Regions from separate parts of the Mus musculus genome. Here regions 1, 2, 3, 5, 6 and 7 are each linked to region 4. The links are chromatin loops, found by intact Hi-C in ENCODE. Cell type or tissue: left cerebral cortex. All regions are shown on one strand.

The links. Peaks named below come from ENCODE experiments on the same cell type or tissue, not always from the same donor. Only the 100,000 strongest peaks of a DNase experiment are listed, where the experiment ranks them.
Region 1: a loop joins it to region 4, with 6 times the contacts of the local background. A loop is called at or near these places in 4 of 42 quality-filtered maps.
Region 2: a loop joins it to region 4, with 4 times the contacts of the local background. A loop is called at or near these places in 4 of 42 quality-filtered maps.
Region 3: it touches region 4 in a loop (8-fold over the local background); 3 of 42 quality-filtered maps call a loop at or near these places.
Region 5: it touches region 4 in a loop (15-fold over the local background); 4 of 42 quality-filtered maps call a loop at or near these places.
Region 6: it touches region 4 in a loop (4-fold over the local background); 2 of 42 quality-filtered maps call a loop at or near these places.
Region 7: a loop joins it to region 4, with 6 times the contacts of the local background. A loop is called at or near these places in 6 of 42 quality-filtered maps.

The regions. Positions count from the first base shown.
Region 1 is chr13:92,997,450-93,001,449 of GRCm38, reverse strand. No RefSeq gene overlaps it. Among named protein-coding and RNA genes, the nearest start is that of Gm41019, 6.4 kb to the left of the region's middle. In left cerebral cortex, a CTCF peak has its summit at 1,583; DNase peaks (open chromatin) are centred at 625 and 1,397; H3K27ac peaks cover 3,255 bases.
Region 2 is chr13:93,241,352-93,245,351 of GRCm38, reverse strand. No RefSeq gene overlaps it. Among named protein-coding and RNA genes, the nearest start is that of Gm41020, 45 kb to the right of the region's middle. In left cerebral cortex, a CTCF peak has its summit at 1,967 (motif pointing right); DNase peaks (open chromatin) are centred at 1,993 and 3,997.
Region 3 is chr13:93,210,145-93,214,144 of GRCm38, reverse strand. No RefSeq gene overlaps it. Among named protein-coding and RNA genes, the nearest start is that of Gm41020, 13 kb to the right of the region's middle. In left cerebral cortex, no CTCF peak of the experiment used is centred here; a DNase peak (open chromatin) is centred at 2,207; H3K27ac peaks cover 1,248 bases.
Region 4 is chr13:93,301,974-93,305,973 of GRCm38, reverse strand. Homer1 (homer scaffolding protein 1) reads right to left here and starts at 2,217. Exons shown (of 10, transcript NM_147176.4): 1 at 672-2,217. The coding sequence starts at 676. In left cerebral cortex, CTCF peaks have their summits at 2,093 and 2,595; DNase peaks (open chromatin) are centred at 804, 1,130, 1,562, 2,337 and 1 more place; H3K4me3 peaks cover 3,255 bases; H3K27ac peaks cover 3,300 bases.
Region 5 is chr13:93,055,587-93,059,586 of GRCm38, reverse strand. All of the region lies in intron 9 of Cmya5 (cardiomyopathy associated 5), which reads left to right. It overlaps Gm31745 (a long non-coding RNA gene), which reads right to left and starts at 595. Exons shown (of 4, transcript XR_382755.4): 1 at 319-595. In left cerebral cortex, no CTCF peak of the experiment used is centred here; DNase peaks (open chromatin) are centred at 301, 800, 1,845, 3,258 and 1 more place; H3K27ac peaks cover 3,410 bases.
Region 6 is chr13:93,067,826-93,071,825 of GRCm38, reverse strand. It overlaps Cmya5 (cardiomyopathy associated 5), which reads left to right. Exons shown (of 13, transcript NM_023821.3): 7 at 2,398-2,547. Gm31745 (a long non-coding RNA gene) reads right to left here. Exons shown (of 4, transcript XR_382755.4): 4 at 2,302-3,134. Among named protein-coding and RNA genes, the nearest start is that of Gm4814, 3.5 kb to the left of the region's middle. In left cerebral cortex, a CTCF peak has its summit at 2,120; DNase peaks (open chromatin) are centred at 2,185 and 3,252.
Region 7 is chr13:92,756,662-92,760,661 of GRCm38, reverse strand. Thbs4 (thrombospondin 4) reads left to right here. Exons shown (of 22, transcript NM_011582.3): 15 at 78-130; 16 at 2,547-2,740. Among named protein-coding and RNA genes, the nearest start is that of Thbs4, 36 kb to the left of the region's middle. In left cerebral cortex, a CTCF peak has its summit at 1,510; DNase peaks (open chromatin) are centred at 1,399, 2,312 and 2,603; H3K27ac peaks cover 1,145 bases.

The DNA of each region.
Region 1 (4,000 bases), 300 kb after region 4:
CCCTCTCCTCTCTCTCTCTTAGGACAGAGCACTTGTGTTTCTCTTCAGTGTCTCAACAGTGTCTTAGAGGACAACCTGCTCTAAGATAAATACACAAATGGAGAGGATAACTAAGTCTGGCAGTGTTTGAAACAAGGCTCTGGCCCATGACTCTCCCTCCATCCCTGACAGGCCCCTCATTTGTGGCCTGCGCAGAATCCACAGGCAGAAATCAGTAACAAACAGCCCTGGCACTGAACAGAGATGTGCATCCAAGCATGTTTATGAGCCGCAGGGAAATTTTCCCTGATAGAGCCTCAAGGGCTGGCCTATGGGTTGGTACAGCTGTCTAATAAAAGACCATCTTTGTAATCAGCGCTCAGTGGAAACGTACCATCTCATTTATAGAAACAGTGAAGCCACCTGCTATTTAAAGGGCCCTCCTCCTCTTCTTCCTCACCCCAGGGCTAAGTTTTCCAGCATACTCCCTCAGCCAGCTGTGTCTTGTCAAAATCCCGGTCAGTGCCCTGGGAAATATGATTCTGACCAACTACCCCATGAGCTATCGCTCTGCTTTTTATACTCTGCCTGGAGTCCAGGAGTAACGGTCTCATACACAAAAAATAGCTTCCATGAAAATGGTCAGCTAGGCAGGAACAAGATGTGCCTGGCGGACTAGGGGGTAATCAGGTCCCCTTCAGAATCACTGCTCGGTGATTCACTCCATGCTGTTCCCACACAGCTCCGGCTGAGTCAGGTTCTGACAGCTGAGAAGGCGGGAAGGGAGAGAGGAAGGGAAGAAAATGTCGCTGTAGAGGCAGGAGCCCAGCAGCTCAGAGTGGAAGGAGAGCTTTGGAAGATGCACAAAGCAGTAAAGAAACTGGGTATAGTGAACCCCAAACTCAAGCCAGCTTGGGGAACGAGTGCTGGTCAAGAACTCTCCGGTTAACTGTGAAAGGAGCCGCAGCCTCCCTGTTTTAACCTCTGAGTTATAAAAAGCTTTCTGCAAGCCATTAGCTCACCTTTTAAAAAGCCATCTCTACTGCTAATGGGGAAGATGGGACCTCTTGGTATCTTCAAGGGCAGCAACTGGAACATGAACCCTAGTTGGACCCTGGAGGGAAATCTCACTTGGCTATCATGCCCAGTCCCTCTCTGCTTGTCTTAAAAGCACAGTGCTGATCCAAGCTCGTTTCTCCTCGACTCATCTGCACCATGGGTCCTGGTTCATGTTTTATGAGCCTTTGTTAATGTTTAAGTGTGCCACACACTCCTATTTATCCTTCAAGTCTCAACGGGAAGCCCCGTCTACCGTCTCCCGTCTCCCGTCTCTGTGAAAGCGCCCTACCTCCTTCCTCACACCCACCTCCCCTCCTCCCTAGCTTCGCTATGTTTAAGGGATCTGTTGTCATGGCCTGCAGCAAGCAGATGGTCCAGGGAAGGCTTCCTTTATGAGTCTGCTTGTTAAGCTGAGCTCTAAAGCTTTTCCCTGTGACAAGATTCAACCCCAATTACTTGCAGATTCTTGAAAGCAAGAAAACAAGCCCTGCTTCACTGTCATACCCACCCCCGGCCACAACAAGGAAGAGAAGGAAGGCGACATAGATAAAAGGAATGTTTAATTTAGGCATGCTAATTTAATTGAGAAGGCTTAGTTTGTATCTGTTTCCCTTTGGCCTGTGGAGAAAGGGGCTTTCTGCAAGTTTGTTTGTTTGAAAATCACTCATAAACATATTTTATTCCATAGATAATACATTCCCTACATGTGCTATAGGGGAAAAGGAAGCTGTTACGATTTATGAAAGAAAACTTGTCAATAGCTAATAGATACCATGCCAGTCTTGTGGAAGTTGGACTCATGGATAAGGTCAAAACCAACCAAGAGATCAATGGTGTAGTCCACTCAATGTTAACCTGGTCTCTAGTTCGTTGGTTATGACACAAAGTTATCAACACCACTTTTACTTGGCCATGACCCACTTCTCGGGCCTATTGCTCTATGTCTGTGGGCTAGGGGACAGCTGCCTGGCCACTGGCCCTGGGAGCATTAGAAAATGGGCGGCCCAGGAAGGAGCCAGTGGGCTGTTATCTGAGGGATATCTGCTCCATCTGGCCTGAGCTTAGTGGAAATTTCCTAAGCCTTCCTCTTCTCCAGGCCTCCCACCAGTGTCTGCTGATCCAGTGGCCCCTCGTGTCCACCTGCCCGTGATATCAAGTCTAATTTAAGTGAAAGCCTACATGTTCCTTTGAAACACATAAGGCAACAGGTCTCTTTCCAACATGCAGGGATACCCGCTAGAAGGCTTGTTGTGTAGGAGAAACACTTTGTTTTTCAGGATTCCTTGCGTAGTGAGTGTGTCAGTCCTGGGTACCAACTGTGTTTACCAGCTGTGTGTGCAGACTTTCACCGCAGGCCCACCACAGGCAGCGTTGGCACATTTCCTTAGCATGCTCCCTCTGAAGTCCCAGGAGGCGAGACCTGTTCTTATTTCTTCTGTACACTCAGGATCCAGTGTAGAACCCAACGAAGGCTACCTTCTCCACAGGTGCTTTCCAGATCAATACCATGATTCTATTTCCAGGCTTCAGTTATGACAAGATAAAGCCTGGCTCACGGCCCCTTCGCTCCTACATAGGGATGAGCTCGTCAGATCTCCCCATGGTCCCAATAACTCATCTGTCACTCAACTTTGACCAAGTCAGAGCTTCTGCCCCAAAGCCACATCAGCTTCATTTAATTCACTTCCTCCTTGGTCCTTCATGTCTGTCTCCCCTTTTCCCCCATTTGCTTCCTCTCCTTGTTAAGGCAGATGATTAGCTTGTTTTGCTCAATCTCCGGGACACAGTTCTTTCAGTGATAAAACCAGAATGAACTGCTCATTCGATCGATGCCCTCTTCTTATCCAGAAATATTTGATGAACCATGGCATGAGCTTTGCATGCAGCCAGACCTTGGACAGACCTCGGGAGCAAGCTTCAACTTAGCATTCCTACATCTAATGATGAATGTGCAGTGGGCAAGCCACTTGTGGAGATCTGGGAAAGGTGTGCACCTCAACTGGAAGATGAGAGGGAGAAGAAGAGGGAGGGAGAAGGCAGAGGTAGGGGAACTGTGAGGGAAGAGAAGAGAAGAGAAGAGAAGAGAAGAGAAGAGAAGAGAAGAGAAGAGAAGAGAAGAGAAGAGAAGAGAGGAGAGGAGGGGAGGGGAGGGGAGGGGAGGGGAGGGGAGAGGAGGGGGAGAGGGGAGGGAAATAGAAGAGAGGGGAGGGAAGAGGAGAAGAGAGGAGGGGAGAAGAGAGGGGAGGGAAGGGAAGAGGAGAAGAGACGAGGGGGAAGGGAGAGGAGAGAGAAGAGAGGAGGGGAGAAGAGGGGGGAAGGGGAGGGGAGAGGAGAGGGGAGGGGAGGGGAGGGGGAGGGGAGGGAAATAGAAGAGAGGGGAGGGAAGAGGAGAGGAGAGGAGGGGAGAAGAGAGGGGAGGGAAGGGAAAAGGAGAAGAGACGAGGGGGAAGGGAGAGGAGAGAGAAGAGAGGAAGGGAGAAGAGGGGGGGAAGAGGAGGAGAGAGGAGAGGAGAGGGGACAAGAGGGGAGGGGAAGAGAGGAGAGAAAGAGAGAGGGGAGGGGAGAAGAGAGGGGAGGGAAGAGAAGAGAGGAGGGGAAGGGATAGGATAGGATAGGATAGGATAGGATAGGATAAAATAAGATAGGATAGGGAGGGGAGGGGAAGAGAGGAGAGGAGAAGGGAGGGAAAGGGAGGGGATGGAAAGAGAGGAGAGGGGAGGAGAGAAGATAGGGGAGGGGAGGGAAGGAGAGGGAAGGGGAGGAGAGTAAAGTAAATGGGAAGGGGGGAAGGGGAGGAGAGGAGAGGAGAGGGGAGGAGACAAGACACGGTGTTTCAGTCAGAACTCTTCCTTCAGGAAGTGCTATCTAAGACCTTTAGAATCAGAAGATCCATTCAGATTCATCTACCCCCGTCCCAGTCCTATTCCAAGACAAATGCTTTCTTAAAGTGTGGGGAGCCTCT
Region 2 (4,000 bases), 61 kb after region 4:
AAAATTACAAATAAAAGAAATACATAGGGGTCTGGAGAGGTAGCCCAGCAGTTAAGAGCACTTACTGTTTTTCCAGAGGACCTGGGTTCTGTTCCCAGCACCCACAAGACAGCCCACTATCATACATAACTCTCATTCCACCTTCTTCTAGCCTCTGTAAGCACCAGGTCCACATATGGTACATATACGTATATGCAGGAGAGTACACACACACACACACACACACACACACACACACACACACACACACACACAACTAAATAAGACATAGCAAATGCTCGAGCAATGCTCTAGCTGGACACGCATCTGACAGACGTGACTCAATACACTAAGGACACATCTGTGTAGTCTTTTTTACTGTACGGTCATCACAATGGCCAGGAAATGGAAACAACCAAAGTGTTTGTCAGCTGATGATATAGAAAATGTGGTTCTGTGGACTAGTCTCTGAAGAAAAGATCGAATCTTGTCATCGTCAATGAGGTTAGAGATCATTATGTGCAGTGAAATACAGCAAGCACACAAAGACTAATACTACATTACATCATTTTACCTATATGTGAATAAAAAAGGTTGACCACAGGCTGGGGAAATAGTTCAGTCTACCAAGAGCCCGACTTGGAAGTTGAGAACCTGAGCTTGATTCCCAGAACCCTGGTGAAAGCAGTGAAAGGTGGGGTTGGTGGCATGCCCCTGTAATCTGAGCCTTGGGTGGACTGAGACAGGTGAGTCCCTGAAGCTGAATGGCTGGCCATCTTAACTGCTTCCCCTTACTGAGAAACCTTGTCTCAAAAAAAAAAAAAAAAAAAAAAAAAAAAAAAAAAAAAAGAGGTAGAGAGCAACTAAAGAAAGCAATAACATCTGATGTTGACCTTAGCCATCTACACCCCTCTTCCCCCCACACACCATACACACATACCACACACACACACACCATACACACACACAAAATACACACACACATCACACACTACACACACACCATACACACACACATCACACACTACACACACACACATCACACACATACCATATACAGACCACACACACACATACCATACACACACACACTACACACACAACACACATCACATACACACCATACATACACACACACACATCACACACATACCATACATACACCACACACACACATACCATACACACATATACCACACACATCACACATCACACATCACATACCACACACACATACCACACTCACACCACACATACACCCACATACCTCACAGACTGACAAGAATGGAATGGTGATTGCTAGAGATGAGAGGGGAGAAGGGAGATGATGAAACTCGGTCAGTAGGTACCAAGGTATAACTAGAGTAAGAAGTACTGGTGTGCTGTTGTAGTAGGGTTACTGTAGAAAGAAAATATTGCTGCATACTTCAAAAAGGTATAAGAAATGATTTCTGAGTGTTTTACTATAAAATTGTAAATATTTGAGGAGTCATGTTTAAGTTGAGCTAAACATTTTACAATATATACATATATTGAAACATCACAGAGTTCCCCATAATGCATACAACGTGTATGGTTTCATGTACCAGTATGTACTTATATGGTTTTATATTTTATTAACAATAAATTTGCCTTAGAAAAGGAGAGTAAAGGGTGTATTGCAGTGGTAGAGCTCTGCCAAGAATATGCAAGGAAATGCGCCACATAGTACAAAACACCAGTTTGATCCCCAGTATCACACAAAAAAAGTATTTACAAAAAAGTTAATGCAAAATAATAACTGTATTACTAAAAAACACAATTATTCAAAACATACTTATGTGAAACAGAAACTTTTAGTTTAAACGTATTTTTAAGAACAACTATAACTTCAAAATATCTTTGGTTTTTATATTGTTTAATTTTAATTGTTAAATGTATTTATAGCTCAGGGAAATTTTTGAGTCAGTAACCACCATTCTAAAGCTTGCTTCTCTAATTGCAGTGCTAGAGGCCACCACAAGGGGGCATGCAAAACTGTTGTTTCCAGGAGTGCTTCTGAAGTCACTGAATCAGACTGTTGTCAGAGCTCAAATGACCCAAAGGTCATCAAACCCACACTTTTGAACATGAAACTGAAACTCAGAAAGAAACCTAGTTTGTCTGGTATCACATGGCTATCCATAAATAGGGACAGAGCAGGCACTGAACGTACAGCTCAGTGGTAGAATATAGGAGCTCTGGGCTCAGTATACACACACACACACACACACACACACACAATACCGCACTGTAAACAGAGATATCCTTGATGTCATTTGGTTTCTCTTGTCTAGCACCAATTCAGTTCCTCTTCAACAGCATCCCTTGGCAAACGTCTGCCATCTTTGATAAATATCTATCCTTCCAGCCCATAGAAGCCAAGAAACCTGGGGGAAGTTTCTTGAATGCCTTCCTGGAATAATAGATAATAAGTAACATTCTAGAGCCCAAAATAGCGTGTGCTCTTCCCACTGAATCAGTTTCAGCAAGGAAACCATCATTGTCACCATCGAATGCACACTCTGAGGGCACTGTAGCTTCTGTCTCTTTGCTTCAGGAGCTCCTTTCGATCACTGTTACTATTTGTCTATCTATGGTAGATAAGCAAACCCTGTGTGTATTGATGTTGAACAGTTTACTTTGACTCACTGTAGAAAGGATGGTCTAGGAGATGTGGAATATGCAATGTCTCATCAATTAAATTTTTTTTGTAGCTGGAACATTTAGAAATCTCACTAATCTTCAAATATACAATTTATTATGAACTGTAGCTACCATCATGTAGAACAGCTCTCCTACTTATTCCTTCTAACTGAAAAATCTATCTTGATTTACTAAATCTCCCCACTTAGGTTTTTACTCTAGGACTTGTCCATACACACAGCAAGACCCATGCATAGAATTGTTTTATAGCAGTGTTGTTCATAAAGAGACAACTGAACAGTTTAAGTGTTCACCATCAGTTGAGCGGGTACCTAAACGTGGTCTACTCACAGTGCTAAATACTATGGAGTAGCAAAGCTGAATGAATTATACTTTAGTGTATCAACGGTTGAAGAACTAACACCGTGAACAAGTTACACATAATCCCACATACATACACTGCAAGCCAGGCAGAACGGGGTAACAAATGCATAGTGGTACACATAAATAATTTTAAAAATTAGAAGTAAGGAATGATTAAACAAGTTTTAATGTCTTAGTTACCCAGAAAAGAAGGAAAGGGGCATCAAGCATAAAAGAAACGTTGAAGATACTGACAGTATTACTTTATAATTCTTAAGATGCATCGTAGAGACTTTTAAATTTTTAATTTTATGTTCTTGTTTTAATGCCACACACACTCCCATTGGACTACAAGAAAGCTACGAATGGCAGGCAAAAATTTAGAAGGTAGTGGAGCTGGAAAGAGGAGCGTCCTCTTGTGCCACCACCCCCCTTCAATATTTCCCATGTTTAGGCTTGCAAGCTTAATTCAGTTCTGAGGACAGATGGCAGGGGAGCGAGGCTTGGGGACCATCTTTGAATCAAACGAGAGTGTAACCTTTTGATTGTCAATGGTACTGGGCTGGCAGATATCTGAGCAGAGGCAGCAGAGCTGGGGGCTTTTCCAGAGAGTTTATATCAGAGCAGAGAAGGACCCGTTAAGGGTCTGAAAGCAAAGCAACTAGAAAGAGCAGAGTCGCTTTCCTTCACCCCTGATGGAGTCAAACTCATTTATTGAACCAGTTACATGCGGTTAGCCAGAAAAGCTTTGGCCGTGGTCCTTTTTGGAGTGCAAATTTGCAAAACTTCTTTATAACTGCCATGTCTATTTCATTCCTGGAATTATAGGAGAGAATGAAAAGCTCTGCTAAGATTCAGGCCCCAGGAGAGCTCCCATACAGCCTCGTCTCCCCCCCAGCTGAGCTCTCTCCTCCCTCCTTCCCTCCTACCTCAGTCCTTCCTTCCTCCTCCTTTCTCTTCCAATTAGAAGCTAGCAATTCTTTTCCTAAACCAA
Region 3 (4,000 bases), 92 kb after region 4:
CCATATCAGGACAGGCAAGGAAAGACAGAAACACATCTTCACACAATGTACCACAACATCACTCCAAAAAGTATTATCCTCCTTTTTATGAGCAAACTCATTATTTATTAGTCTTTATTCTGTTTTGTTTGTTTGTTTTGGTGATGATGGTCCTAGGAAGTGAACCCTGCACCTGTGCATACCAAGCAAGTCTAGCATCATGGAATTATGTCTCCAGCCCTTCACTCAGCTTCTTGTGAGTATTTGTGTCACCGGTCTTAAGAGTTTGTTTGTTTGTTTGTTTGAAACAATTCTGTCATTAACATGATGGGAAACATCACTTGGGTGAGAATTTCTGTAGGGTGTATATTTAGGCGTGGAGTTTCCAGATTACACACTCAGCTTTATTTCAAATGCTGTCTTTTTTCAAAATGGTTTTGAACAATTGACAAGTTCACAGAAGCGCTTAAATGTTTCAGGCATGTCATTCTACAGATGGCAGAACACATTAAAAACCAACTAGCCAACCAACCAAAAACTTATCTGATTTTGCAATTTTGCAAGCCTTCTCTTCATTATTTGTCTGCATGGTCCGTGCTTTTCATTAATTTTTTTTAAAACTGTTTCTCAGATGCAAAGTGCTGGCTGGTGTTTGGATAGATTGGTAAGTGTAGCGGTTACTCATCAGCCTGGTACCATCTCAGTCACACTTTGCCCCATTCTTCCCCTTCCCCCAGTTACACACACCCACCTTCCCCAGGGAGTAGTTTCCTGGATGACCTTGGGAGGAAAAGCACTTGACCAATTTTCATGCTCATTATCTGAAACAAGACAGAGGGCTGAAGTCCATCATGTGACTTAGTTATGAAGAGCTTTACTTCTGTTTTGTTTTTAGAATTCAGAGCCACCTAATGGATTATGTAATTGAAGAAGCTAAAATTTAAAAGTTCAATTTGGCAGATATTTGTTCTGTATCTACCATATCAATGTTAATGCTGAAATCCCACTTAGGACTCATCTGCTATAGTAGTAATCAAGCCATTCAGGTGAACATTTCAGAGGAACCAGGGAATATTTCTCACCCATTGGCCGGGTGCATATGAGCAGTTTACATGAATCCTGGTTTGACTTTTTGATGGATGTCAGTGGTAGAAGGTAAAGTTTTAAATAATGGTGTCTTAGTTAGGGTTTTATTGCTGTGAACAGATACCATGGCCAAGGCAACTCTTATAGGGACAACATTTAATTGGGGCTGGTTTACAGGTTCAGAGGTTCAGTCTATTATCAAGGCAGAAGCAAGGCAGGCATGGTGCAAGAGGAGTTGAGAGGTCTACATCTTCATCTAAGACCACTAGAAGAAGACTGACTTTCAGGCAGCTATAATGGGGATGGGGGTAGTCTTAAAGCCCATGCTCATGGTGATACCCGTATTCCAACAAGGTCACACTGCCTAATAGTGCCACTCCCAGCGCAAAGCATATACAAACCATCACAAATGGTTAAGACTGACCATGGTCAAACTCCAAAAAATATGAGATAGACCGGCAGCTGAGTGGTTAGATTTTAATCCAATTCTTAACAAACTTTATTAAATATTTGATAATAGCGTCTTTATACAAGTTTTAATAGCACTAAGTATTCATGTTTAGCCTTACTAAGTTTTCAACAGCACTAATAATTTACTCAAACTAACAAAGAGGCAAGTCTACCATCTTTATTCAAGTAGGGAAACTTAATTTTGCCTCTACTGGGAGACAGAAGGTAGAGACAGGAGAACCCCTGGAAGTTGGCAAGCATAAGCCCAGCATGTGTAACATGCAGCAAGAGTGTCTCCAACAAGGTGGCAGATGAGGATTGATACCCTAGGTTGTCCCATGATTCCAACACACATGCTGCGGCACATGCATGCTCCCTCTCTCCGGCTCACAAATGAGGGCGCGCGCACACACACACAGACACATACCAGAAAGAAAGGGAACTTGTGCAAAGACCCAGGTAGTGAGTAGAATGACAAGCTGAAACAAAGATAAAATACATAGGCAAACAGACTTCATGTTTTCAAATAATGCCAAGGCTTTGAAGTTCTTTTTCTTTTCTTATTTTATTTTAAACACATTTCTATTTTGTATAAACCAGAAGCCCCGTTCTACAGGTCTATTCTTAGTTTTCTGGCAGCTTGGACAAATATCCAGATGACTGGAGTTTCAGTCTTTTTCCCTTTCACAGTCCTCACTTGTAGGTGGCAATGCTGGCTTCAAGTCCTGCTTTGCATTTTCCCCCTGTGGAAGATTAGAAAAAGCCATCTGGTTAGCATCACCCTAAAAAATGCTCTGAGTGGAACTTTTTACAGAAGAAATTGTAAGACTATGATATAAAGCAAGGCAAAATACAACCAGAAAAATTTAGAAACTAAGCATTAAATTCTGATACTCATGGGAATTCTCTTCCTACACGGTGGATTTACTTTTCTACTAGCCCCCTTTCGTGTTTTCTTTTGAAAAGAGGCTTCTTCAAATTAAACCCTTGTCCTTCATGAAAAGATTTCAATTCTTGCTTACTTATAATTTTCTGGTCCTGAATTTTGGACAATTTTCTATGCAGCTGTTTATTCTGTTTCATCATTCATTACCTTCATCTTCATCTCTTGAAAGGTGACACATTTTGATTTTTTTATTAGATATTTTCTTTATTTACATTTCAAATGTTATTCCCTTTCCTAGTTTCCCCTCCCTTCCCCTGCTCCCCAAACATCTTTATTTTAAAGATTTATCTATTTATTATATGTGAGTGAAAGAAAATAAAACTTGAGACCTGTGATTCATGTAATTTATGTCAAATAGCCCAAAAAGTTGTTTGTGAACTTTGAAACCTGGGGCTGAGAACATAACAGAACAGGCCAGGACATGCCCAGGCAGTCCCTTGTTAAGACATTCCTGAGGCTGCTTGGCTATAAAGATAAAGAGAATGACATGTCTGGACTGGCCCAGCACCTCCCTATCTCCAGCCCTTATGAACTAAGTTAAATGTTCTGCTGATGTTTAAATGGACCAATCATGTGAAACCTCGCCATTTCCTCCCTCAGCCCCAGCCCCTTTTTTATAAAAACCCCTAGCTTCCAAGCCTCGTGGTCAAATCCTGTGTGAGATACTTATCGACCCAGAGCTCCGTCATTAAACTACCTCGTGTTTTTACATCAAGGAGTTCTGTTCTGTTCGTGATTCTTGGGTGCACGCCAAATCGGGAATTGAGTGGGGTTTTCCCCACTAGGTTCTTTCATGAGTACACTGTAGCTGTCTTTAGACACTCCAGAAGAGGGCATCAGATTTCCTTATGGATGGTTGTGAGCCACCATGTGGTTGCTGGGATTTGAACTCAGGACCTTTGGAAGAACAGTCGGTACTCTTAACCACTAAACCATCTCACCAGCCCCCCAAAACATCTTTACAGAGACTATTTATCCAGAATAGAATCTTGTAAACACAAGATATTAAATATTTGTTTATTGACTGAATAGGTGAATGGACAGATGGATGGATGGATGGATGGATGGATGGATGGATGGAAACCTAACTAGGTAGTGAAGAGGTATGGGAGAAGGTTAATATGAACTCATAAATATTGTTAAGAATTTTTGGTTTATCGAGACAGGGTTTCTCTGTATAGCCCTGGCTGTCCTGGAACTCACTTTGTAGACCAGGCTGGCCTCGAACTCAGAAATCCGCCTGCCTCTGCCTCCCGAGTGCTGAGATTAAAGACGTGTGCCACCATGCCCGGCAAGAAATTTTTATACTTAAAAAAATAACAAGACCACTCAACATGCCAACATATATAGGGTGTATTTCTCAAGGCCCACCTCTAGACAGTTAATGGTTGCTGAGAGAAGAGTCAGTTTTATCCAGACAGTAAGCTCCTGAGAGGCCATGTAATCCCAAGCAATCAGCTCTAAATATATATCCAAGTGAACAACAGCAAATAAACTTAGGAGGCAGTGTCATTAATTTATCCAAATTCTGCAGGGAGA
Region 4 (4,000 bases):
GAAATGCACTCTAGACCGGCTTTTGGCTATGCTGAAGATGTAAATCTGACACCGCTGGCACCAGCTAAAGGTCTGAGGCAAACAGAAAAAGTGAACAAGTCCCTTCAACCAACAGCTTTGTCTCTCCAGCACCCACACCGTGGACATCGAAACACTGCGATTTTCGTTTAATGCCCAATAAACCAAGCTGTACATTTGGTTTCGGATGTTCAAGGATAAAACAGAGGGCACTGCCAGGGCACCAACTTACAAAGGGTCAGTTTCAAGGACTGGAGTCTAACTACTCATTACAATTCTCTCTTTGTAACAGCTGATTATTTCTACAAAGTACTGGAAGAATGCAGCTCTTCTCTTTGAACAACACCGTCAACCAAACCTAAGATGGCAAAATTTTAGTAACCTATATAGCAGTTTGATCAATTAAGAGGTACAGGGTAGACTAGTGCACTGTCTTTATATATATATAATTAATAAAACTATAACTGAGTTACAAACATTACACATTCTAATTAGGACCTCTGGTGTCGCTCTACAATAATGCAAATAAAATCTCTAATTTAAAGTAGTACCCGTTTTGCAAGGGATCGGATTTAAAAATATGGTCACCACCACCGTTCAACTCCACACAAGCATAAGCAGATTTAAAGCTGTGATAAGCACAAAATCCTTACCCCATTTTGCCCAATGAAAACTTGCTCTGAAGTTTCTGCTCTTATGCTACAGAAATAACTTCCAAGGAATTTTCTCCGTCTGTTATTTTGCAGTTGCTTTTCCACCCCCGAGATCTTTTCCGGAGGCAACTCAACAAGGCAGACAATTCAGTTAGTTCTTGTCGGTAAAATGATTTCACTCGCGCTGACACCAAAATGTTCAAACATTTGGAATTTGAAAAGGTTGCGCGGAGAATATAGCACTTAACTATTCCACAAAATTAAGCGTACGTGTAGAAAAAACGCAAAAGCCAGCTTCAGCAAGTCTGATAAAAAATGAGTTCGCTGGTCATTTCGCTCACGTCTTCCACGACACTCAGGCAGCCAGGTTACTCGGCCTTTTTGGGCTAAGGCGGTGGGTTCAAATTTCACCACACCAGGTCCCTGGGGGTGGAGCGTGCAACCCAACGCGACGTGCACTTGAATAAAAATCCTACAGGCAGCAATGCTACTGCCTCCCTTACGTTTAAAAAAAAAAATTATATAGAAGAAATCTCGAAGTGCAAACCCCAGCCGCTCCCGATGTGCACGGCACACCACATTGGAATCTGTCCTTTGAATGTTCGTCCTCCTAAGACTCGGAGCAGAGAGGAGGTGGAGAGCAGGCAGAGAAGGCTGGGAAGGATCGATTCGTTTTCCCGAGGAGCAGCAGCGGAGCCATTTCCAGGCTGGCAGCTAGCTGGGGGCGCAGCCGCCGGGGAGCAGCGCAGGGGCCCGAGCCCACCTCCTTTGGCTTCCCGGCCCCCGCCGAGCACAATGGAGCCCCGCTCGCGGCCGCCCCCTCTTCCCGCCTCTCCTCGCAGCACCCGCGGCCTCGGGCTCCCGACGGCGGAGAATGAATGAATCAGAGAACCCAACCCCGCGCGGTCCCCTGCACCCAGCCCCCAAGCTCCCGGCGGCCGCGCGCTGAGGCGAGAGGCTGGCGGCTCGTCCGAGGCACGGCAGCCGCGGCTCGTGCCCCCACCCCGGCTCGTCTCTCCCGCTCCGCGCCGCCTCACATTCCCGGGGCTGCCGCTGCCTCCTTACACTCCCCTCAGCGGCTGACTCCGTCGGCCCGGGCGGCCTGGCGCCCGTCGCTGCCTCTGACTCCACGGAGCGGGCTCCGAACCGAGCGCAGCCGAGGGCGCCGCTTCCCGGTCCGCGCCGCCGGCGTGAGACGAGCACGGCAGCGGAGCAGGAGAGGGGGCGGGGCGGGGCGGGGCGGGGCGGAGAGCGCGGCCCTCCCGGCTCGAGGGGCGGAGCGCTGCCGCCGCCGCAGGCCGGCGGAGGAGGTGGGGCGCGGCGGAGGCGGGGCCCGGGCTCGGACCGGGGCGCTGAGGAACAACACCGGAGGGGATGAGCTGGCCGGTCCGTCGGTCCGTCCCTTTTTCCTTCCCCTCCCCTAGCGGCCGGCGGCGGACGGGCAGTGCGCTCGGCTCCTGCGCTGGCTCTGGGCCGCCACGGCCTCGTCCGCTCCGCACGCCGGGTGCTCGCGCTGTGTCTCCATCCTCCCCGCAGAAGGACCTTTAAATAGCAACGTCAGCGCGCTCCTCTCCGCACATACGTCACCCTCCGCTCACGTCAGCTTGTGCGGGGGATGATGTCACGCGGCCGGAAGTACTGCTAAATTAGGGAAAGAGCTGGGGGAGGCGGGCTGAGCGAGCTGCTCCGGGCCCACCTGCTCCCGGTTCTCTCGCTTCTCCTTAAAGGCCAAGGCGCCGGAGACAGTCTGAGGAGAGCTCGGAGAAGGAAGCGGCGGGAGGAGGTTTCCTTGGCACAAATGTGCCATATGCGAATGAATCACTCATAGCAACAGTGCCGAAGTGTCGCCGGTAAAGTCCTGTCTCCCTCTCCCACTGGGTTTGCAGCAGCATCCCCGGGCTGTTCACATCCCAACCTGCAGGGAATCGTGGGAGGGAGAGTGATCACTGCTGGTAGACTCGGGGAAAACCACCGTTAATTTTAGGAATCCTAAATACCATTCTGAACATAGTCAACTTTTAAGCTTTCTCCCCTCCTAAAGGCGTGCGTTTTAACTTAAAAAAAAAAAAAAAAAAAAAAAAAAAGAGTAGAGTTAGGAGCAAACCTCTTGTTACAAAGGATAGTAATTAAAGCAGAATGAGATTTCCAAATGTTCTAAATGTTGCAGTTCGCTGCATAGCCATGGTTCTGCAAGGCATAATGAGTCAAATTCATTAAAGTAAACTTAGTTCCCTCAGATAATTACCCTTCTACAGCATCGCAAGTGCCAACGAATCACCTTAGGTCTGACTTACCAAGGATATGAATTACAGTCTGGAAACAAAGTCCTACTTTATTAACACAAACATACGTTTGGGTTCCTGATTATTTTGAATCTTGTAAGCACAATAGCTCTCGAGTATATTTTCATTTTTTTTAATGTGGCAAGGATGACTAGCCGTCTATAAATTTATAGCTGCATATGTGAAATTGTGTTTTTAAAGTCATGAAGTTTTAAAATGGCCCTGTGTTGTTAAGGGCCTTTTATTGGTTAGACTCACAGAATGAGTTTTGCTTTTATTCCATTTAACTTGACAATTGTGGTTCAGAAATAGAAGTGCTGCACCCTGCTAAAGGCCATTAGTACTTCAGTTACTCCAAAGAGTCAGTGACCACATTTTACAAACTAAACTCATTTGACATGAAACATGAAACTCACTTCATTCAAAACCTGAAGTGACCCGAGAAATCCAGGACATGATATTATTACAAAATCATTAAATTGTCCTTAGAAGAATAGTACATCAATGCCAATGCAGTTCAAAAGAAAGTCAGCTAAAATTCTATAGATCATGCCAGGAGTGGTGGGTTTTGTTTTGCCTTGTTTGATTAAGATCTTGAACACCTGGGCTCTCTTCCCTAATCCCTCCTAAGCAATGCAGTTACAAGAATGTCCCTTGCTTGCCTGCTATATGTGGTTTTTAATACATGTTTTTAATGTTAACACATGATTTTTTTAATTAAGGAACAACAATTTTGCTTTTTTTTTCCATTGACATTTTCTTGCTTGAGTTTGGCAAAGTGTTAGGGCTAATTTATAACTAATCAGACTGCCTGATCATTTACCTGAACATTATAAAGTTATGATCTTGCTTTAAATTTGAAATATTAAAAAGACTGAGAGGAGTTTTTTTTTTCCTTTTTTTTCCCACATGTGTGTATGCATGTGTGTGTGCATGTGCTGGAACATGTGTACACGATAGAATGGAAATCAGGTTTAACGTGAGGAGTCTTCCTTGATTGCTGTCCACCTTATTGATGGATGGAGGGAGGGTCTCTCTCTCTCTCTC
Region 5 (4,000 bases), 250 kb after region 4:
GAGTCAATCTCCTCTGGGCTTTGCCCACTTCAAGTCATATGTAACCAGCTGAAATCAGCAGCAAAAGAGAAGGAATAATAACTATATACATCTCCATTTTTTTTCTCACCCTATATACTTGGTGAGGGAGAACCTTTAAAACTCTGGAATGCTTTAGGAAGAAGAATTGAAATGAAGAAAGGAGAGAAAAGAATCATGCCCACGCCCGCACCTATATCCACGTATGCGCACAAGCATACCCACGCCCATGCCCAAACCCAGGGCCACGCATGTGCACACACTCTTGTACTCATGGAGGAAGGGAGGGCACTGACTCACTGATTGTGGTAAGGCTGGCCACTCTCATTTCAGCAGCCAGAATGAAATTATCCATCCGAGGACTTGCGTTCCTTCTCCCAGTGTGATGACCTCTTAGATATTCTACTTTAAGACTAACAGCGCTGGTGCTGGTGCTGGTGCTGGTGCTGGTGCTGGTGCTGGTGCTGGTTGGATTCTCTGGGGTTGGGGTGGGGGTTGAATGGAATGAGCCGGCCTACTGCGCCCCGACACAGTGTCTGAAATAGCAGAGCAAAGGAGCTTTTTCATAATTCTTCTAAATTTTTTTTAAATGTGGGCACCCAAGTATGGTCCCAGCTAGTCACCCCTGTTGGGACTGGAGGTGTGGAGGTGGGTGGGAATGACGGTCCCTGGCTTGTGTGCCAGATGGAGGGTCTCCTAGTCAGCTTCTTCCTGTTTGTCTTTGAATGCTTTCCCCAGGTCGGGTGGGCTCAAAACACTTTCAATTTTTTTTTTCACCACTCTGCTGTTTCCTCAGCTGCTCTGTCTCTCCTCTGCAGAGAGAAGTCAGCAGAAGTGTGGGTGGAGGAGGAAAACTGAGAGAAATATAGTACAGGGATTAGCTGTGTGGGCCGTGCAGAGAAGTTGTGCACTGAATGACAAATCTGAGAGACGCAATACTCCACAAATTAGCTGGGAGTGAGCTTCCTGTCACTGCCTCTACCTTAGGCTGTGGTGTCCGGAGGTCCTCTCTGGGCCACACCTTTGAGGGTGAGCATCCTTAGAAGGGTCTGCTTGGGTGCTGGGCCTGTGAATCCACTATGTATGCTGCCTCCAACTGGAGCAGGAACAGAGTTGCCACTTACAGTCAGGTGCTCCAGCCGGAACCCCTGCTGCTCTATCCTTACCAGCAACCAGGAGGAACCCCAGTTTCTGTCGTTTTGAAAACTTTCTTAAGCTTTCAGGTAGATAGGTGGTGACTGACCATGAGGCAACAGCAAGTATTTTGACCTTCTCTGTAGCGGTAGGTAAAAGAGACAAATACTGCTCCAGACTTGCTTTACAGGGTCCCAGGAGGATCACTAACAGGCTGAGCCCAAATTCACTGAGTAATTAAGAGGTAATAGGTTATGCTTATGTGGAATTGTTTTTCTGATCCCTTTGCAGAAGCCATTGGGAGAGGAGTAACGCGATGATTTCCCCCAGTGTTCTCGGCATTTAGCGTTTCCTTAAATTTTCGGTGATGAGCCTAGCCTTTATTGGCTGAGCCACGTTTAACCCAGGCATTCAGCATTTTCTGAGCAAAGTCTTTCTACCTGAAAGACTACAACTTGACTGGCCATTTGATACCTCACATCCTCCTGGTTGTACATAGAATCTCAAATAATGGGAACACAACCTGTTCTCCACTTCAGTTATGCTATGTCTGTTTCCTGAAGGGCATTCCCAGCAAAGGACTCTGGCACAACAGAGCCCCTAAGACAGCTCTGTGGGTACAAGAGCCAAATAATGCAAGGGGAGAAGGCTGTCAGAAAGATCAGGCTGAGAACAGAACCTCAGTGGAAGATAAGCTCCAAATTTGAACTTGCTGTCAGCTTAAATGAAAACAGAGGAGAGGGGGAGAGATTGAGAGAGAGGAGGAAAGAGATTACATAACTCACTCCTCTTTTAAAAGGAAGCACAACATTTCACCAAGAGAGACAATTATGTTCCATGACATTCAGCTGTGAGATGAATTTTTCATGGAGATTTTTATATAAGGGCTCTTAAGACAATAGTCGTCTCTAAGAGCAAGTTTTACAAAAGATGCATAAACAGACCTATTAATCGTTTTCAAACAATGTCTGAATGCAGAGGTGTTAAATCACTGTTCTCAGCAGACTGGCCTAGGAGACCTCAAGTAACTGTCCACATAGATGACCGGGGGGGGGGGGCAGTAAAGGAGAACTCGGAGGATCCAGAGAAATTAATATTATCTGAGTCCTGAGAGCCTCTGTCGGAAATATAAACAGTGTCTATTGTTCAGGCTTTGGGGAGTAAAGATGGAGGATCCAGGATCTTTCTCCTGGATTCTTTGGCTCACATTGATTTTCTGACAGATTTGAGCCATGGGAAAGCCCAAGCCCTGTTGTTGTCAGTGTGTAGTGCCTGCGTTGTTTTTCTGCACTGTTATAAAATAATGGTGATATTTAGTAACACAGAGTCTCATAATATCCTTATTTATCAAAAGAAAAATGGTTCTGTTAAAATTTTATTTACCAAGTCTTTTTAACTGTGGAAAATTAGGATATAAAGAATTTTCTTCTTAATTCTGGTTTAACTGAGTTTGCCCCACCTTATAAATTTTCTATATTTATGGCTAGTTAAGGATTTATACACAGCTTCAAATGCATGTATGCTAATGTCTTTTGTGTTTGTGTTTGTGTTTTGTTTTTGTTGTTGTTGTATTGAGAGATGGTCTTACTCTGTAGCCAAAGCTGGTTGGAATTTTCAGGAATCCTACTGCCTCAGTCTTCTGGGTGCTGAGATTACAGCCATGAGCCACCATCCTGGCTTGATTTTATATTTAATATTGTTTATGTTATGCAGTTTCCCTTTTCCTTCATTCCCCTCCCTATCCGATAAAAGTCAGCTGGGATACTTGCAAAATTCAGGTGCCTGGGCCTCTCCTCGGGAACCCAGTTCAGAAGCTGTGTGAGGTTGACCCATGCTGGGAATCCCAGCATCCTAGAGGCTGAGGCAGGAAGACCGGGAGATGGAGGCCAACATAGCTTACAAGTGAATTCAAGGCCAGCTTGGACTGCAGAGTGAGACTCTATCCAACAAAATAATTGATTAAAAATGAATTTTCAAAACTTAGCAGTTTGGATGCCCAGGCAGGGTGGGAAATGCTGCCTTTCTTACTCCTCCTACAGAGCCAGCATGCACTCTGTTCACAGTTCACAGAGAGTGGCAATGCCTGGCTGGCTGGATATTGGTGCTGCCAACAGGAATCCAGTAAGAACCAACTGTGTTTTTAAACAACAGTTCATACTTAGCCATCTGCTGTGCACTATGGTGATGGCACCATCCCATGGCTGCTTCCAGGAGTGGGGGCACAGGCTTCCTCCATACTGTTTGTACACAGGCCACCCCCTCCCCAGGACACAGCAGTACAGAGAAGAGCTATTTCACACAATTGTCAGCCTCTCAAGTCATCGTAAGCATGTGTCCCTCCCCTCATGGTCAAGGTACTGGATTATCAAATGACCAGAAAACCTACTTCAAAGTGCTGAAGTGCACGTGTGGTTCGAGGTTCTGTAAACACGGCCAGTCGACTCGTGGATTCTTCACTACCTAGAACTATTGCTCTTAAAAGTTCATTCTTTAATTTTGGACCCATTATATGTGCTTATGGTACAAATTCAAAAGACAAAAAAAAAAAAGGAAGATAGAAAACCTTAACTTTCTTTGTATCTATTCTTTGTCTCTCAATTCCCATCCCCAAAGGTAGCGACTGTCAATCTGAACCTTTCACATAAAAGCATCTATAATTTCCTAACAAATGTCAGCAATCCTACATGTATTCCTACCAGTTTGCTTTTTCTGCACAAAGATATATCTTTATGAGCATTCATATCCACACCCATGGGACTGCCTCAATTTTTAAAAAATTCTTCTGTATTCTATCTTCAGGAAGTTATTGATCCTATTTGATCACTTGAGAAACAGCCTTCCGTTCTCT
Region 6 (4,000 bases), 230 kb after region 4:
GAGGTTGAGTGGAATATATATTTGGCCCCAGGTAATGGAATCTCAGCTGATTACTGTGTAGCTCCCTGAGTGTGAAAATGTTCTATGGGTGCATCCTGCCAGTCAGGGGGGCTCCACAGCTTCCTCTTCCTGCACCCGAGCTTCTGGCAAAGAAGCCCCAAGATTCCATTTGTATTTTTTGACATCACACTTATTTAAGTTTACCCCTGTAAAAGTTTAAGCAGAGTTGCTAACATATAAGATCTAGGTCCCAGCATTCTGCCAAATATGAATTATAAATGTAGCCATGATTATTAGATTATGTCTATGTGATGTTCTTATTCCCCTTTGGAGCATGTTTAAGAGTAACAGTATCTCCTGTTTGAAGAAAAGGATATTTTAACTTTAACTCTTTGGATGGGAAACAAAATCACTTCTAGCCTGCATGTTATGCTTAGTTCCCTGCAGCGGCTCTACCTTAAAGTTAGGTGGTAGGTGGGGGGTTGACAATCAGTTTTTAAGTTTGTGAAGTTGTGCTAGAGAGAAAGGATATAGAACGATGTTGCCATTTTTTGCAAGGTTAGCTCCAGTCCTGTGTATAATTTATACTGGGAAGATCATTCACATTATTCATGCTCCAGGAAGCTCTCCATGCTGCTTCAAAGACTAATAATAGTTGAAGTGCTTTGTTTGGCTGTTCTATAGACCTGGGCCACACAACAATCTGCTGGATCCTCTCTGTGGACGAACACCTTCAGAGCAGTAGCTCTCAATCTGTGGGTTGTGACCCCTTGGGGCTGTCAGATATCCTGCATATCAGACATTTACATTGCAGTTCATCACAGTAGCAACATTACAGTTATGAAATAGGAACGGAATAATTTCATGGTTGGGTGTCACCACAACAGGAACTGTATTAAAGGCTGTAGCATTGAGAACCACTCTTAGGTTCTCTGTTAGAAGATACAGCTGTCAGTCTTCAGGGAAAGGCGGAGGCAGGCAGGAGGCAGGCAGGTGTCTGCTCAGTGTGTCCTGTCTCTATGGCCTCTATGACCTGCCTGCCAGGTACTCAGACTCCAGTTCAGCCTTCACGATTAGGAGTTCTTTGCTCTCTTCTCTACTGTTTGTTCCTCCTGCCACGGCTGTCTTGCCACCCCAGATGCTGCTTCTAGCGGACACAGTTCAAACACTCGATCTACATTATCTTGCTTCGTTTAACAAGCCTAGGACATAACCCTGAGGCTATGTGATGCAGAGAGGGGGAGGGGTGCCTCTCGTTTAGAAGCCAGCTTCTGTTCTGGCCTATGAACTTCACCATTCTCCTCGTTTGCTCCCGTTTTTTATAACTGCATCACTCCTCACTTCTTTATCTTTATTGAATCATTTCAATTGGTCTTTTTATTCCATTTTTCAAATTCATTTATTTTGTTTTTCATTTTTGACCTTATTGATGAACTAACTTTTTTTTTCTTTTCCCTGAGTGTCAACTTATAAATTCGGCCTACATTATTCCTGTATGCTTATCTCTCATGAACTTGTTGGATGGGGAAGACACACACACACACACACACACAAACACACAAATTTTAAAAGCATGATGTCTTTTTAACTATGAGAATAATCTTTTTCTCTGATGTGTAAAATATGTGCAATGATCTTGTTTAATAAGTGCAGGAAGATAATTGCATTTTATGCAGCACTAGTGTTCAATACACATGATTATAAGTTTCAAGAATCTCCAGTAAAACACTTGAGGATATTGTTGTCTTTAAAATTCAGAACCATGGATTACATCAGGCATCTACAATTTACATGGCATTTAATCAAGAGGTCACTTCTACTCTTTTCTATTTTTACATCTAATTAAAACAATTGTAGGACTATTATGTTAAAAAAAAGATGGATTGCAGCTTTAAACATTCTAGTCTAATATTTACTATGTTTCCTTCACTTGAAGATCCTATATCTGAAAAAGATTCACTGTTTTTTATTGTTATAAACTGTGCCAATATAGAACAGTATATCATTTTCTTATCTAAAAAGCATATCCAAAGCCAAGTTATTGCATAGTCAATTAGTCAGTGTAAGTTTATTTCTCTAAGTATAAAACTACAGAGTAGTTATGCAGTGACCCCAGCTGGGGGCGCACTTTTGTTCATTTCTATTTGTGTTGCTTATGCTCTTACAGAAATGCAGGGGAAACAATGGAGGGACGCGCACGCTCCTCACACTCCACTCTAATAGTGGCTGTATCAAAGGAATGGAGTTAGGCTGCAGGTTGCAGTGGGGAACCTTCCTACTTTTATCCCATAGATTTCTGTATTGTTGGTTTTTTTTTTTTAACAACACATTGAACATGTTTTAAACACAACAGTCAGTAAAATAGCATTAGTCATAGTGAATTGTGTTTCCTTCCAGTTCCACAGCCTCCCAGACTAGAACCCCAGGAACCAAGCTCTGCTACCAGCACAACAATTGCAGTGTACTGGAGCGTGAACAAGGAGGATGTTGTGGACTCATTCCAGGTATACTGTGTAGAGGAGCCTCAGGATGATCAAGAAATAAATGGTAAGATTGCTGCAGAGCTACAGATGCTGGCATATATTTCTGCATCTTACTGTAAATTAAGGTCCTATACACGTGACAATTGTATATAAAAATATATAAATTAAATTGTATATAAATAAATATATACACATTAAGATATTATACTTCCACAAAGCATTTTTTAGCCACTTACAGGAATGATAACAAAATCCTTCAACAACCACATACTACTATGTTAGAGGAAAGGAACAATCTGGAAATTGGTATCAGGGGAGAGCATTCAGATATCACAATGGTCAACACGAGCATTGATACTGAGATTCAGATTAGACTTTGAGGGCTCAAAATAACAGGAGCAAGTAAGCGATGCTCATCTTCATGAAGGCAGTGTCATCCGAACGTTTCAGAGAGATGGAGGTTTAACTGTGCTGAAGTCTGAGAGACAGTGTGGTGTGCTCTGCTCCGTAGAGGGGAGGTGAGCTGTACATAGGCCAGTGTCCTCCACAGTAAGTTTCATGCACACACAACACTGAGTATCAGGTTTGTAGATTCAGAGTTCGCAATCCTCAAGGTGTGGGTCTAGGTATGGTATAGCCATCCAGTGGCACCTAGTAATGGGAGATAGACGTGACACTGCTTAGCGTGGAGAACAGATGGCAGACCTCCCAAGCTAAACTTTTGTGCAGATCTCTCTGCTCAGAACTTCTGATGAGGCCTAAGAGCAGGCAGCTTGAGGTTGTATATCCTGATGAGTCAATCAGTGCGGGGAGTGCTGGCATTCGGTGTTGCTTGTTGAAGACAGACCCACATGCTTGGGAAATTAGATGAGCATGTGGCAGTATCAACAACCCATTGCAAAACGCAGGAGCCCAGTTATAATGAGGAAAAATATGGTAGAATATCTCACTGTTGCTAAGACTTAACAATTATTTTTTAAAGTTGATTATTTTTTTTTCTTAAAGACAGGGTCTCATGTATCCAAGACTGTCCTGCAATTCACTTTGTAGCTAAGGATGACCTTGAGGTTGTGGTCTTCCCAGGCCTATTGGCTAAGTGCTAGGATTCAAGGAGTCACTATACACCTGGTTAACATGGTCATGGGGACCAAACCCATGGTTCCTCCATTCTAGGCAAACGTTCCACCAACTGACCCACAAAATCTAAATCTTTTGAAATGTAAAGTTAATTTAGACAAAAGTTTCTGTGGAGGTAACTGTGGGCACAGTATAAAGTTGGTTAAATCCATCTCTAGAGACAAAAATGACCTGTTACCATATAACAGTGACGATGTATTATGTGACTCTGACAAAAGACCATACGCCAGATATTTCCTGGGGAGTTACAACACACACATATATCTACTTGGCCCATATAGGGAGCCATGACAGACCAAATTATAGATAACATCAAAACCGAACTTGGGGAACCAATGAGTTTTATTGGGTGACTTACAGGAATATGAAGGGTTATTCAC
Region 7 (4,000 bases), 550 kb after region 4:
AAGCCAGGCTTGCCTTCTTGGGAACAGTCCATACATGCAGGCCCAGTGGTAAATAACACGTTCTGCTCTCTTTGCAGTCGGATGTGGATAACGATCTGGTTGGGGACTCCTGTGACACCAACCAAGACAGGTATGGCATGCCTCCCAGCCACATGGAAACAGGTGGGAGTCTGGGGACAGTGGGAATTGTCAGAGCTTTGTGCTGGCAGTGTGTCCAGGCTGTGGATGGATCGGGTTCCAGGAAGGAAGTGGGTCCATCTTTGCTCCAGGCCACTGTACCTCTCTGAAAGTGCTACGTAAGGAAGAGTGATGTCAGCTCCAACCAACACTTACACCATTTTTCAGAAGAGAGGTCAGATCATGAAGCCTTGCAGGAGAGTTTGGAATGAGACAGCCAGATGTCATTCATGATCTAATCTCTTTGTGCCTCAGTCTCCTTACCTGTAAAATGGGAGTGGCTGTAGATATATAGCTCATGGGCTGTTATGAAATTGAGTTAGCCCAGGAAATGTGCCTTGTGTGGTTTCTACACTCATTAGATGTTTTTACTATCATATCAGGAAAGTCCATCACCCCCTAACAGAGGGGCTTGCTGGGGGATCGCCGGTCTTTCATTGTCCTTGATGCTTTTTCTGTCTCATTGAGAGGAATTATCGTGTGTGAAAGCGTTCTGATGATCGTTCTAGCCCAACATGGAGTCCCTCCATGAGGACCAGGGAGAACTGGGGACCCATCTCAATGATAAAGCATTTACCAAGCACGCGCTAGGTCAGGAGTGCAATCACCAGCACCATCAGGAAGGAACCAGAATGGGATGGAGGGTGGAGCTGGTGCTGAAGGAGAAAAGCTTGGCTCTGCACCCTCAGCACCAGGCGTCTGCACTCTCATCCCTCCTCGCCCCATTCATCCCCATTCCTTTTGGGTGCTTCGTGGAAAGGTGGTCAGGGCACATCTGAAGGGGTACGGATCCCCAAAAGCAGAGCAGAACAGCACTCATCTCTTCTTCCAGGAACTGCAGCAGAGTCAGTTCGCCCAGCGTTGCTCAGGGCAGCTCCTGCCAGGTCTCTTCTCTGTGCTGCCATTACTGCCTTGTGCATCCCAGTCAAGGGAACGCAAGCATTTCCTCAATCCCTTAGAAGCTCATTGCCTCTCAGAGCAATAGAGACAATGACCACACCTCACAGGTTAGGTGAAAACTCACACTGATACAGAGCAAGCTCCAGCACAGGGCCATCCCTTGGGTGGGAGATGGTGGCTGTTGGTACCACAGCACAGAAGAGACTATCAGTGACGCAGTCTGACATTGTCTGTGTCCCAGAGCATAAGGTAGGACTGGCGCTCTGACAACTACCCTAATGATGTGTGGTGTGTATCAAGAATGTCCCAGTGGCCGGTCAGCATGTACTCCAGTTACCATCTATAGAAATGTCTAAAATAGCCTATCCCGCCAGCCTCTAGATATTTGCCTAAAACAAATGACTCATTCTGCCACATTTTAATTCCCATAAACTTGAGCCTCACTAGGAGGGGGCTAGGAACTGCTTGTTTCTCCTCAGAGGTGACAGGGCTCTCTCTGCAAATGGTGCTGATCCAACAAGCTCACTCTTGTGCTAGGAGAAGTGTAGAAAATCGGCTTCCACAGTCTTCCATTGTTGAACTCATGCTCTGTGGGGCTCTTCTGCCTCTGGTATGAAAAGGAGGGCTTCCCTCTGTGTCCTCCCTGGAGGGTATACACAGCTTCTGGGCCAGGAAAGGTCTTGAGTGAGGCAGAGTGAGAAGAGAATCCACTCTGGTCCCTAGTAGCCAGGTCCCAGAAGACTCAGGTGGTGCTCTGAGAGACAGAGCAGTTGTGCCCCAGAGTTGGCCCTTCATCCTGGAAAGAAGAAGGTCGGGTGGACCAAGAGTAAGTTTCCTGAGATGTAACTCGGGTCAGCTCTGGGCTAAAACCAGTGCACCCACTTCTGGGCAAAGAGTGGCCGTCTTCAGGTCCAAGTCCTTACAGGGTCACGAGATGGGAATCATGAAAAACAATGTAACAGAAAACATCAAGGGAATTAACTACTAGAAGCAGGTGCTTAGAAGATGCTTATACAGGCCTTATAGTTGAATCAGTCAAATGAATCAGCTGCCCTTTGAGGTGGGCCTTGTTTGTATCGCTATCTTATAGATGAGGAATGTGTACCTCTCTGGTCCAGCATCATGCCTGAGGCTGCTGCTCGCCAGTGCCTGAGCCAGGACCCACACACATCTCCATGCCTCTTGCCTTACACATTCACACCTCCTTGGAGCAAGGTATCATCTAGCAGTCCTTAGAGATGACAGCCACCCAGAGTCACAGATTATAGAAATAGACACTTATCTTCCCAAACTGGAAGCGGCTGGCTTCTTTCGGGACACAGAGGAAGTGAGGGAGTTGTTTCTGAAGCTGCTTTATCAGAGAAAGGCCTGATAGGGTCTGCTGAAACCCAGCCTGCGGACAGCCCACCCAGACCCCCCCCTGGGAGCGGAGGCTTCTGTCCCCTACTAAACTAATCTTTGCTCTGCAGTGACGGGGATGGCCACCAGGACAGCACAGACAACTGCCCCACAGTCATTAACAGCTCCCAGCTGGACACTGACAAAGATGGGATCGGCGATGAATGTGATGACGATGACGATAACGATGGCATCCCAGACCTGGTGCCTCCTGGCCCAGACAACTGCAGGCTCGTCCCCAACCCAGCCCAGGAAGATAGCAACAGTAAGCATGCTTTGCCCAGGGACGCCTGGGACACACACAGCTCTAGACTCCCCATAGCCACATGAAGGGACGCACACTTCCCTAGGGGGGTCCTCTGGAGCTGATTAGCCTGGCTACTTCCTGAGCTGGCCTGGGATGAGATCACATAGAACATGGCCCAGTCACATGCTAGAGCTGGGTTCCCAGTGGCCCTCAGCACAGCTCTGGTCTTCTTTGCTCCTGCCACTGGGAATGGGGAAGGGAGCCATAGAGAGAGCAACGCACAAACCGGTAAAGAACCGTGTACGTCGAGGCAGATATGAACTGACGTGGGCTCATCCTAGCCAAGCAAGTGCAGTGTCTCAGGTGTCAGCCCAGCCCAGCAGACTGTACCTGTAGACACCTGTAGGGGACACCAAAGTTAGCAATATTCTGGTGACAATAATTCTGGTTTTGTGCACATGTTAGACCTTTGTCTCAGGCTTCAGATCTACCAGGTGGTGAGCCTGTGTGTAAGGACTTTCTGGGAAAGAGTGAGGGGGTTGGGGGGCTGTAGTAAAGTATATATATATATATATATATATTAAAAGTCCCAGCCCACGGCTTCTACCCTGCCTTTGGTTATTGAGTTCCTGGAAGAAAGACATACTCACAGACTTTATAATTACAATATACCCTAAGCTGCATAGAGCTGGGCGGCTGCCTGTCCTCCATGATGTTAGAATCACTTTCCTAACGATAAACCTGAGTTATTAGTACTGGGATGGCCGAGTGGTTAAGGCGTTGGACTGAGTTATTTCTGACTGTGTTTCATCTGAGCTGCTCTTAGCTCCAGTTGGGCAGCATCAGGACCACATTCTCCTGTCTCTCATCCCATGGCCTCTCTCCTTTCTCCTCCCGTGTGTCCTTTTATTTGATGATGACTTCTTCCTCCTCCTACCCTCCTTGTGGTCCTTTCTTCGCAAACCCACAAAACCTCAACCCCATCTATGTCTCTTCTGCCCAGATATTGGCTGTTGGCATCTTTATTTACCAATCACAATTAGCTGGGTTCAGAGTCACTCAGGGATAACCAGTCTGAGAGGCCCCCAAATTAGCATTAGAATACAAGCAGCATTAGATCAAACCACTACAAGGGGCAACATTTTAGACTGGTGTTGCAAGAAACTCCAGGTGGTTCCTGATTGGCTGTCACAAGGGCTCCAGAATGTGGCCCAGATAACAAACCCAGCGTTCCTCTCCTAACTCTGAAAACCCTGCCTAAAGGTGGGAGCTTGGCCT